Regions from separate parts of the Homo sapiens genome. Here region 2 is linked to region 1. The links are chromatin contacts, found by Hi-C or POLR2A ChIA-PET in ENCODE. All regions are on one chromosome and are shown on one strand. The core of a region is the stretch at or near the end of the contact, and the rest is flanking DNA. Distances in the headings are between cores, read along the strand shown.

Evidence for each region. Hi-C counts contacts between places; a loop is a spot of excess contacts on that map. ChIA-PET counts read pairs that join two places held with the same protein, here RNA polymerase II (POLR2A). Pooled maps may share reads with other maps.
Region 2: a loop to region 1 is called in a pooled map, with 6 times the contacts of the local background. The contact joins the promoter of EVL here to the enhancer-like site in region 1. A Hi-C loop is called at or near these places in 1 of 168 maps with a recorded cell type or tissue (naive thymus-derived CD4-positive, alpha-beta T cell) and 8 of 50 pooled maps. POLR2A ChIA-PET finds 5 or more read pairs at or near these places in 1 of 52 experiments (activated CD4-positive, alpha-beta T cell).

The regions. Positions count from the first base shown.
Region 1 is chr14:99,243,271-99,247,656 of GRCh38, forward strand. All of the region lies in intron 2 of BCL11B (BCL11 transcription factor B), which reads right to left. Among named protein-coding and RNA genes, the nearest start is that of BCL11B, 27 kb to the right of the region's middle. RefSeq lists an enhancer at 3,541-4,386. Within about 2 kb of position 1,872, at least 5 of the 41 ENCODE cell types and tissues checked have a DNase peak (open chromatin) inside an H3K27ac peak, as active enhancers do.
Region 2 is chr14:100,062,788-100,067,173 of GRCh38, forward strand. It overlaps EVL (Enah/Vasp-like), which reads left to right and starts at 2,635. Exons shown (of 14, transcript NM_016337.3): 1 at 2,635-2,724. The coding sequence starts at 2,714. LOC124903379 (a long non-coding RNA gene) reads right to left here and starts at 1,257. Exons shown (of 2, transcript XR_007064329.1): 1 at 343-1,257. RefSeq lists enhancers at 2,109-2,158, 2,509-2,598, 2,649-2,728, 2,779-2,918, 3,299-3,378 and 1 more.

The DNA of each region.
Region 1 (4,386 bases), core at 622-3,121:
AATTGAAAAACCAAGTGCCCCCCTCCCCACATAAACCTCCTCCCAAAGCCCCTAATTCTTCTTCCTTGCAGTAAAAAATTACACCCTCTAGAAGAGGCTATTTGATTCCTTTCCCTTTTGCAAATTAGTCACCCTGCCCCCACGGACTGAACAATAACAGTTCTCCATTTTTATGATGTCTTTGAAATCAGCAATTGCTTCACTCCTACCTATGGGTTTGTTTTCATATCTGGACAGGGACAGGGAAGTAAACAATTGGCTAGCCCCATTTTATAGATGAAGCAACTAACAGATGAACTGGTTTGCCCTGGGCTGTTTAGGAAGTCAATGCATTCGAGACTATCCGACACCACATGCCAACCTCTAGATTCTGCGGCTTTAACAACGACACGGCCCCTGACGCTCCAGCAACAACAAATATTATTGAACCTCTAAGCAGGACTCAGGTGCCACTCTGGAAGCACCCTTGTAGGAAATCCTATACAAAAATCTAGGCTTCTCAAAGCAATAAAATTGAAGATGCTTAACACAGCACCTCCGAAGGAGGCTTCTCCAGGATCCCTTTGGCTACCAATTGCACTGGTATTTCAACATGATCCAGCTGACAGAACCCCCCATTTCCAGGCAAATCTCCCACACATTGCTCCTAAAAAAAAAAAAAAAAAAAAAAAAAAAAAAAAAAGCAAGGAAAGTGCCCTACAGACACATGGCAGGGCTCGGAAGCACACACTGCAGGGCAGCCTACCCTGCCACTCAGGCGCAGAAAGTGTGCCCTGCAAAGACGCCAGAGCACCCTGGGGGCTACCAGTTCTCCTCGAGGAAGATCCTGAACAAGAGCCTTCCACCACACTGTCCAAGCCTTAGCCCAAACATACAGGGAGAAATCACGCGTAATTCTGATCACTGTTGAGCCGTCAAAATAAAGAAAAGGAAAATGAAAAGTCAGCCTCTCCCTCAGTGTACCAGCCAATACTTCAGCCAACCACAGGTTACCTGTCTTTCAAGCAAAACATGAACAATTACCCCCCCCTCACACACACACACACCCCTAGTCTCCAAAAATCCTAAAATGTACATCCCTTTAAATGAACTGCAGAGACCTAGGATGGGGCCCGTCAAACACACACACACATAATTAGCGTTTCATCTTTCTTTCTGTAAAGGAATCCGGTAACATAAATATTAATCAAACACGAGAATCTGCCAGTTCGTTTTGGACCATTATGAGTGCTGGACTGTGATCTTTACCCGTATTTACAGATATTCAAAGGCGGATTCTATCTTGTTAGACCCACTGTTATAAATGGACGTCTGAGAAATCAGCGAGCAAGTTCAGACAGATATGAAAACCTTCCTGTCCAGGACTGGCAGTAGCTTTGAGCTCCCAAGTGTTGAATTTGTTACCTTTTCCGGAGGGCTTGCAAAAAATAAATTGACAAATGCCTTCAGATTCCTCTACCAGAAAAGCTGGCTGCTCAAAGTTCGGGTTAGCTAAATCTGAGATTTTAAAATCAACTCTTACTCAAAACGCCATGACGGTGCCGTTTACACAATACTCGCCTTGAGAGCCCAGCAAGTGTAACATACTATTTCATATTATAAGTATATAGGTATACGCATATTTTTAATACTACCTTGACTCTTGTTATAGCAAATCAATTCTGCCTGGTTTAGATTTATTTCTGAAAAATGGAAAATAGAGATGTGGGTCCAATCCTAGCCTGGAAAAGCTGTCACAGTGAAGGTAAACTTTTAATCGGCTACAGGCGAACAGTATACAGTTTTATTTCCAGAGTAACAGCTTTGGGAAAATGTTTGAACATTTTCTTAAGAGCTTTGTGGTGGACAGGCTGGGCGTCCAACCACTGCTTTTCTGGGCCTTTAAGGGCCTGTTGAAGTGCTTTAAACAATTGGAGGCCAATTTTTAACACACAAAACTAGAGACTCCTAGCAAGGTGACGATTTGCATACAAATTCTTGTTGGAAGAGGTTATCCTAAGAGAAGTCAGGCTGAAAGGAGGACTGACATTAAATCCCTGTAATTCCAGGAGCTTCGGTGTCCCACTCCAGTGGAGGGTTCCATTCCCACACAATTGGGAAAACACTTTTGTCCTTGAGAAAAGCGGGCTTACTCTTCTCCCACTCGGAAAGAAACTAAGGTCCCCACGAAATCCCCACTTTGAGATGGGGCTGTTGCCCCTGGATGATCACATTTTTGTACAAGGGAACTCCCGGAGGCTCCTTCCGTCCCGGCCTCACCTGGATCCCGGGAACCGCCCGCTCTGTCCCGCCAAGGTGGGCTGAGGAAGACGGCGCCACTCATCAGGGCAATGGCGGCGGGCGGAAGAGGGATCCCCGTGCGCCCCCAGCACCCGGGACGAATGCCACCCCGGCGAAGCGACCCGACCGGCGCGCACGGTTTCGGGGAGGGGACCACTTCCACATTCCCCATGCCCGAGAAGGTCACCCACCCGGGAGAGCGCCCAAGGGCCAGAGAGGAGGCGACTGGTGGAGGAGGGGCGGCCCCGTGCGCACAAAGGGGCCCGGGGCCGGCAGGCTCCCCGCCCTTGACCTTGGGTCTCCGCCTCCATCCATCTCCGCCGGCTGCCAGGGAAGGGGGCTGGCCCGGGGCCAGAGGCGTGCTCGCTGGGCTGCTGCTGGGCTGGGGACCGACGGGGGCGGGGGGGAAAGGAGCCGGGAAAAAAGACTCCAGGGCTGCAGAGTGCTCCGAGGAAGCCTGCATTCCACCACCTTCAGGAGCCGGTCCCGAGGCGGCTCCGATTCACTGCATGCCCCCCGCCCCCCAAAGCAAAAGTTGCACGGATGCACGAGGGAAACCCCTTCCCAAAGCTAGCCCTTCGACTCGCCCACCCCCCGCCTTCCTCGGACCCAGGCCGAGTGGGGGAGGGGAGTGTCAGGGGAGGAAGAAAGGAGCGCGCCTTCCCAGCGAGGCCAGACGCGGGCTGGGTCAGCTGCGCCTCCGCCCGCCCCTCGCCGCCCGGCTCAGGCAGCTGCTCCATTAAGCCCCCGAATTATGCATGGACCTTGAGCCCTCTCGGCCCTCCCGCCCCACCAAGGCACAATCAACGTGCGCAGCGGGCGCGGGTCAAAGAGAGAGGGAAGGAGGTGGACGATGGGCGCAAGGCCGTGGGCGAATCAGAGGCCGGCGGCCAGGCGGGGGCCAGGCGCGCCCGCAGGCCTGGGAACAGTGCCGAGGAGCCTCCCGACCCGGCCAGGGCCAGCCGGGAAAGGGGCACCGCTCGCAGGGGAGGCCCCCGCGCAGTTTTGAAGTTGCCAAAGTGTCCGCGCCGTGCCGGGTGCGGGGTCCGGGAGATGCAGCCGCCCCCGCGGAGCTCTGCGCCCCTGGCCTCGGGGAAGGCCATTGTGTTCTCCTGTGTGGCAATGAAGGGGGCTATGGACCCCAACCATTGAGCCCTTGGAGGGAGGGGCCTGAAGACCCCTCGGGCAGGGCGGGGGAGGCTGTCTTGCGGGCGGCGGAGAGGATGGGTATGATTTGCTCGGGATAGGCACCGTCGCGGGGAGGGGAGGAGGCCAAGCTTGAGGAGGGGCTGCTGGAGATGGAAGGAAGTGAGAGGAGACTTGCAAGTTGCAAACGTCGGGGAAACCGGAAAATTGCAGTAGCGGGGAGGCAGGTGGCGCCCAGAGGTTCGAAAGCAGAATTGGGAGGACTTCGATGTCCACCTCGCAGACAGTGACCCAGGCCCCAGAGGGCTCCGCAGCCTGGAGCCTCGCGTCCCGCCTCCCCGCAACACGCTGTTTTCAGCGTTCCAGACCACAGCGCTGCAGTCTACGCTGCCCTGACGCTGGAGTGTGGACCTTGTTTTGCTCCTCGGGGCCCGTCTGTTTCTGGAAATGACTTCTTTCTCTCTTTCCCCTTCTCCCCAAAGCAAAGGCCAGGTCAGGAAAATTATATACTTCGTTTTCCCAACAAATAAAGTCGCCTAGTTTGCAGGGAAAGTTTTACAAGCCAATGATGCAGAGAGAAGACCACACTGTTTAGCTTTCTTAATTGGCTGGCTTTGAACTTGAGGTGGGAGGAGAAAAGAACCCGCTCCAGCCCCAGGAAAACTTAGTTTTGCTGGGTTTACCAACTCCAACAGTTTTTAGCCAGCTGCTGAAGGTGGCAGGGAGTCACTGAAGGTTTGTCCCATTTTCTCCCGAACAGAGAAGAATTCAGACAGTTGTTGTCTCTCTGAGCCCAGGACAGCCAGTCTCTGCCCTCAAACCCCAAGGGAGGAGCCTGGAATCCCTGGTTGGCTGGCTACACTCTCCAGGAGGTGTGCTCTACCCTGAAAAAGGCTTTGAAATAAAGCCACCTTCTCCACTCCTTTCCAGGATGCCTTTGGCACCTGCAGTCATCAGGAG
Region 2 (4,386 bases), core at 1,385-3,884, 820 kb after region 1:
CCTGTGACTGTGTGACTTTACATGGGATGGGCATGGTGACTCATGCCTGTAATCCTAGCACTTTGGGGGCCAAGGCAGGAGGATCACTTGAGGCCAGGAGTTTGAGATCAGCCTCGGAAACATAGCAAGACCCCATCTCTATTTAAAAAACTGTTTTCAAATTAGCCAGGCATGATGGTGTGTGCCTATAGTCCTAACTACTCAGGAAGCTGAGGTAAGGAGGATCACTTGAGCCAGGAGTTTGAGGCTGCAGTGAACTATGATCACACCACTGCATTTCAGCCTGGGTGACAGCAAGAGACCCTGCCTCTAAAAAAGTAAATAAATAAAATGTTACCTTACATGGCAAAAAGGACTCTGCAGACGTGATTAAAGTTGTGGACCTTGAGATGGAGCGGTTATCTTGGATTATCCATTGGGTCCAGTCTAATCACACGAGTCCTTAAAAGTAGAGAACCTGTCCACACCGCGGTCAGAAAGAGATGTCACTGTGGAAGAAGGGTCGGAGCACTGCTGCGTGCTTTGAAAGTGGACAGAGGGGCTATGAGAAAGCAATGCAGTCAGTGTCCAGAAGCTGAGAGAGGTGAGCAAGAGAGACCTATGTGGAACTTCTGATGATGTTGGGCTTCTGACCTCCTATCATCTTACAAAACTCTAAGATAATAAGTGTGTGTTGTTATAAGCCACTCAGTTTGTGGTAATTTGTTACAGCAGCCGCAGAAAACCAATGCTGCATGGAAAAATGTACCTAACAAGAGCTTCAAGAAATAGTGACAGAATTAAAGAGGGAAATCCACAGTCACAGTTGAAGATTTCAGGACCTTTCCCTCAGCAGTTGATAGAATAATTAGACAAAAACAAACAACAGCAACAAAAAGTAACAAGGACGTAGACGTTCTGAACAATACTATTAACCACCATGACCTAATTGACATTCTAGAACACTGCACCCGACCAGTTTCAGAATACACATTCTTTCCTTGTGCATATGCTACATCCGCCAAGGTAGACTGCATGCTGGGCCATAACGCACATTTTGATAAATGTGAAAGGATTGAGATCATACCAGGAAAAACAAAGGAAGAAGTCACACCAAATATGTTCTCTGGCCCCAGTAGAATTAAATTGGAAATAGGTAGCAACAGATATAGGAAAACACCAAATATTTCAAAATTTAACGAAGCACTTATCAATAATCCATGGATAAAAGAAGAAATCACTAGAGAAAATTAAAAATATTTTGAACCAAAAGAAAAAAGAAAACTGCAATACATCCAAACTGTGGTTTGCAACTAAAACAGTGCTTAAAGGGAAATGTATATCATTAAAAGCCTTTTAAAATGCATTTTTAGCATTCAAAGTGCATTCATCTCTCCAATTAGAACTGATACTTCTTTTGTACTGTACTCTGTACAGCTGTTTTTCACTATATCAATAATATTTTAATGGATCTATTAAATATTTGCTAACATTATCAACCTCTTCTTTTCTAAACCATAAAAGTCCTTTAAGGACAAGTACAGTCGTTCTCAATTTTTTGTCTGTGATTTCTAACACAGTGCATGCTTCTTAGTGAGTTCTCAGTAGATTTTGAAAGAAAGATTGGACTGGATCTTACCTTCATGAGAACCCTGTGGAGATAGGCAAAATAAGTATAACCCCATTTTACAGTTGAGGCCACCCACTTAATAAACAAGTGACAAAGCCAAGTTTCCAGTATTCCTCAAGTGTTTTCCTTTCAGGCTCTAAATTGCTGACTTAAATGTCATCATTAGAGAGAGTTGTCTCCTCGGTAGAAGTACAAATTTTGTTCCAGAGTCAAATATGAAGACTTGATCAGTGGCCTGGCGCGGTGGCTCACGCCTGTAATCTCAGCACTTTGGGAGGCCAAGGCAGGCGGATCACCTGAGGTCGGGAGTTCGTGACCAGCCTGACCAACATGGAGAAACCCCGTCTCTACTAAAAATACAAAATTAGCTGGGCATGGTGGCACATGCCTATAATCCCAGCTACTCAGGAGGCTGAGGCAGGAGAATCGCTTGAACCCAGGAAGCTGTGGTGGCGGTGAGCCAAGATCGTGCCATTGCACTCCAGCCTGGGTGACAGGAGTGTGAAACTCTGTCTCAAAAAAGAAAAAAAGACTTGATCAGCTTATAGCCTTTATCATCTAGTCTTCTATTCTCTGGAGAGTCAGTGGGGACTCTTCCGAGTTCTTGTAGCCTTTTCTTAAGGCCTATAGGAAGTCATCTGTGCTGAGCCTGCACTTTCTATAACAGATGGAAAACTGAAGCTCAGACATCTTAAGTGGCATTGACTTAGACTATAGAGCTAGTTAGTGGGGGGCCAGCACCATGACCTGGCCCCTACCTCCAGCAGGCTTCACCCACCCTTGCACCCTTGCAGGAAGCACTTAGAGGCTTGAGGTTGCCAGCTGTGGGGGGTTGGGCCTGTGCAGTGCCTCTCAGCCGCCCACGCTGGTGGGGCTCTGCAGTGTTAGCTTCTTGTTTCTCTATTTTCTACCTAGGTTTCAGTTTTTCACTTGGGTTTGTTTCCCCTTTGTCTCTGGTTCAGCTTCCTTTTCCTGTTTGGTTTTAAGTAGGCTATAAAAATCAAGTTGCTGTCTTCAGAGGGTCTGTGGTCCTCTGATCAACATAGGCTGGTGGGAGTACAGGACTCGCCTCCTCAGGGTTCCCTGTGCTGCCACTTTTCAGCCATGGCCACAAGGTGAGTATTGGAACCAGTGCAGGGGACAGAGGGATGTCAAGAGGAAACCTAGAATCTTAACGGTGAATGGGCTGTAGAAATTATCTCAGGTCCCCTTAGTATACTGATCGAGAAGTCCATGACCAGAGGGCAGGGGGCTTACATGAGGTTACACAGCAGGTTAGTGACAGTCTGCTCCCTCTCTAGCCGCTGGTCTTTCCATTACACAGGCCTGTGTCTCTTGATGCCTGTGACCTTTAATGGCTTCTGAGTCAAGGACTTACTTAGAAATTAGCACCTGCCTCTCATTATAGGGAGGAGGGTCTGAGCCATCTAGGGGAATTGTTGTTTAGCTCAGAGGTACATTTGGTGAGTCCTGGCCCTTCTCTCTAGAATGACCCGAGACTGGTTGTTTTTTCTAAATATAGGCAGAGAGGGTTCTTTTTATGATAGGAACTTCATGAACTTAATAGCAAGAGTCCTGACCCTCCACTTGAGAGACTTGTGGACTTAGGCTATTGCTGTTGAGCACATGTGTGAATACCAGCCAGTCTACAAACCGCACTCCTCATTGAGATTGTTCTCTCTAAAGGTGAGATTACATTTTGGACCTGCCTCTCCCCTGCCCTACAACTCTGAAAGATTATAGATGATAGGACAGACAGACTTTTATCCTGTGGGGTTTGGGGCATTTGTTTGATTGACTCATGACAGCTTTGTTTTTTAGCATAAAGTAACAATCCCTCACTTTGAAAATTATTTCACAATTTCCAAAGTGCCATTTCGCCAGTTTTCTTATTTGAATCTTTTAGCCGTGTTAGATTGATGAGAACGCTGTCATCACTCCTGTTTCGTAGCTGAGAAAACCTCTGAAAAGTTGTGGGGTTTGTCCAAGGTCACATGGCAGGTTGGGGAAGGAATGGAACCAGGGTTTAACGAGGTTGGCCTCATCCGGTGGTTTTCGCAGCACGCTACACAGGCACAGAAGCAGCTTGCAGTGAGTTGTTAAAATTGACGTGGTGATAGGTAGAACTTGTCCAGGGCTGCTTATTTTCCAGTTGGCTTTATTTCTGATCCTGTCATTTTAGTAACTTTCCTTTAACTTTAGAGGACTCGTGAGTGGAGCTTTAGAAAACAGAATGCTTTTCATTTCAAAGGCATATCAACTTCCAAAGTCATTTTCAGTTGTAAATTACATTGTGAAAACTTCTAGCAGCTTATTCTACCGTGTCAATTACTAATTGCAGAAAATTATATCAAAAGTAAATGAGGCACAGCAATTTCTTTTTCAATTTTAAAATCGTAGAAATCCTAGAAATTTCCATCTTGAAAAGACCTTGGAGGTGATCTACAGTAGATAAGATGTTTTGGGCACCTTATTCTCCACTTCAGCCAAAATAACTCTGCTTTTATGTTTTCTATGTATTCCTTGATAATTCATTGAGAAAAAACAGTCATTGTTGGTGGTGGTGATGACTTTCAAGTCTGAAGATTACACTAATCTAGCCCAGCTCTTGAGTGCGCAGATCAGGAAATTGAGGCCCAGTGTGGAGCAGAATTTGTGTACGGGGAGCGGAGTAGTGGCTGAACCAAAGCAAAAGCCCAGGTTTTCTGGTGCGTCCCTCCCCCGTACAAGGCTGCTTGCACTCTGCCACAGGTCCCTGGCCTGGCACCATAGTGACA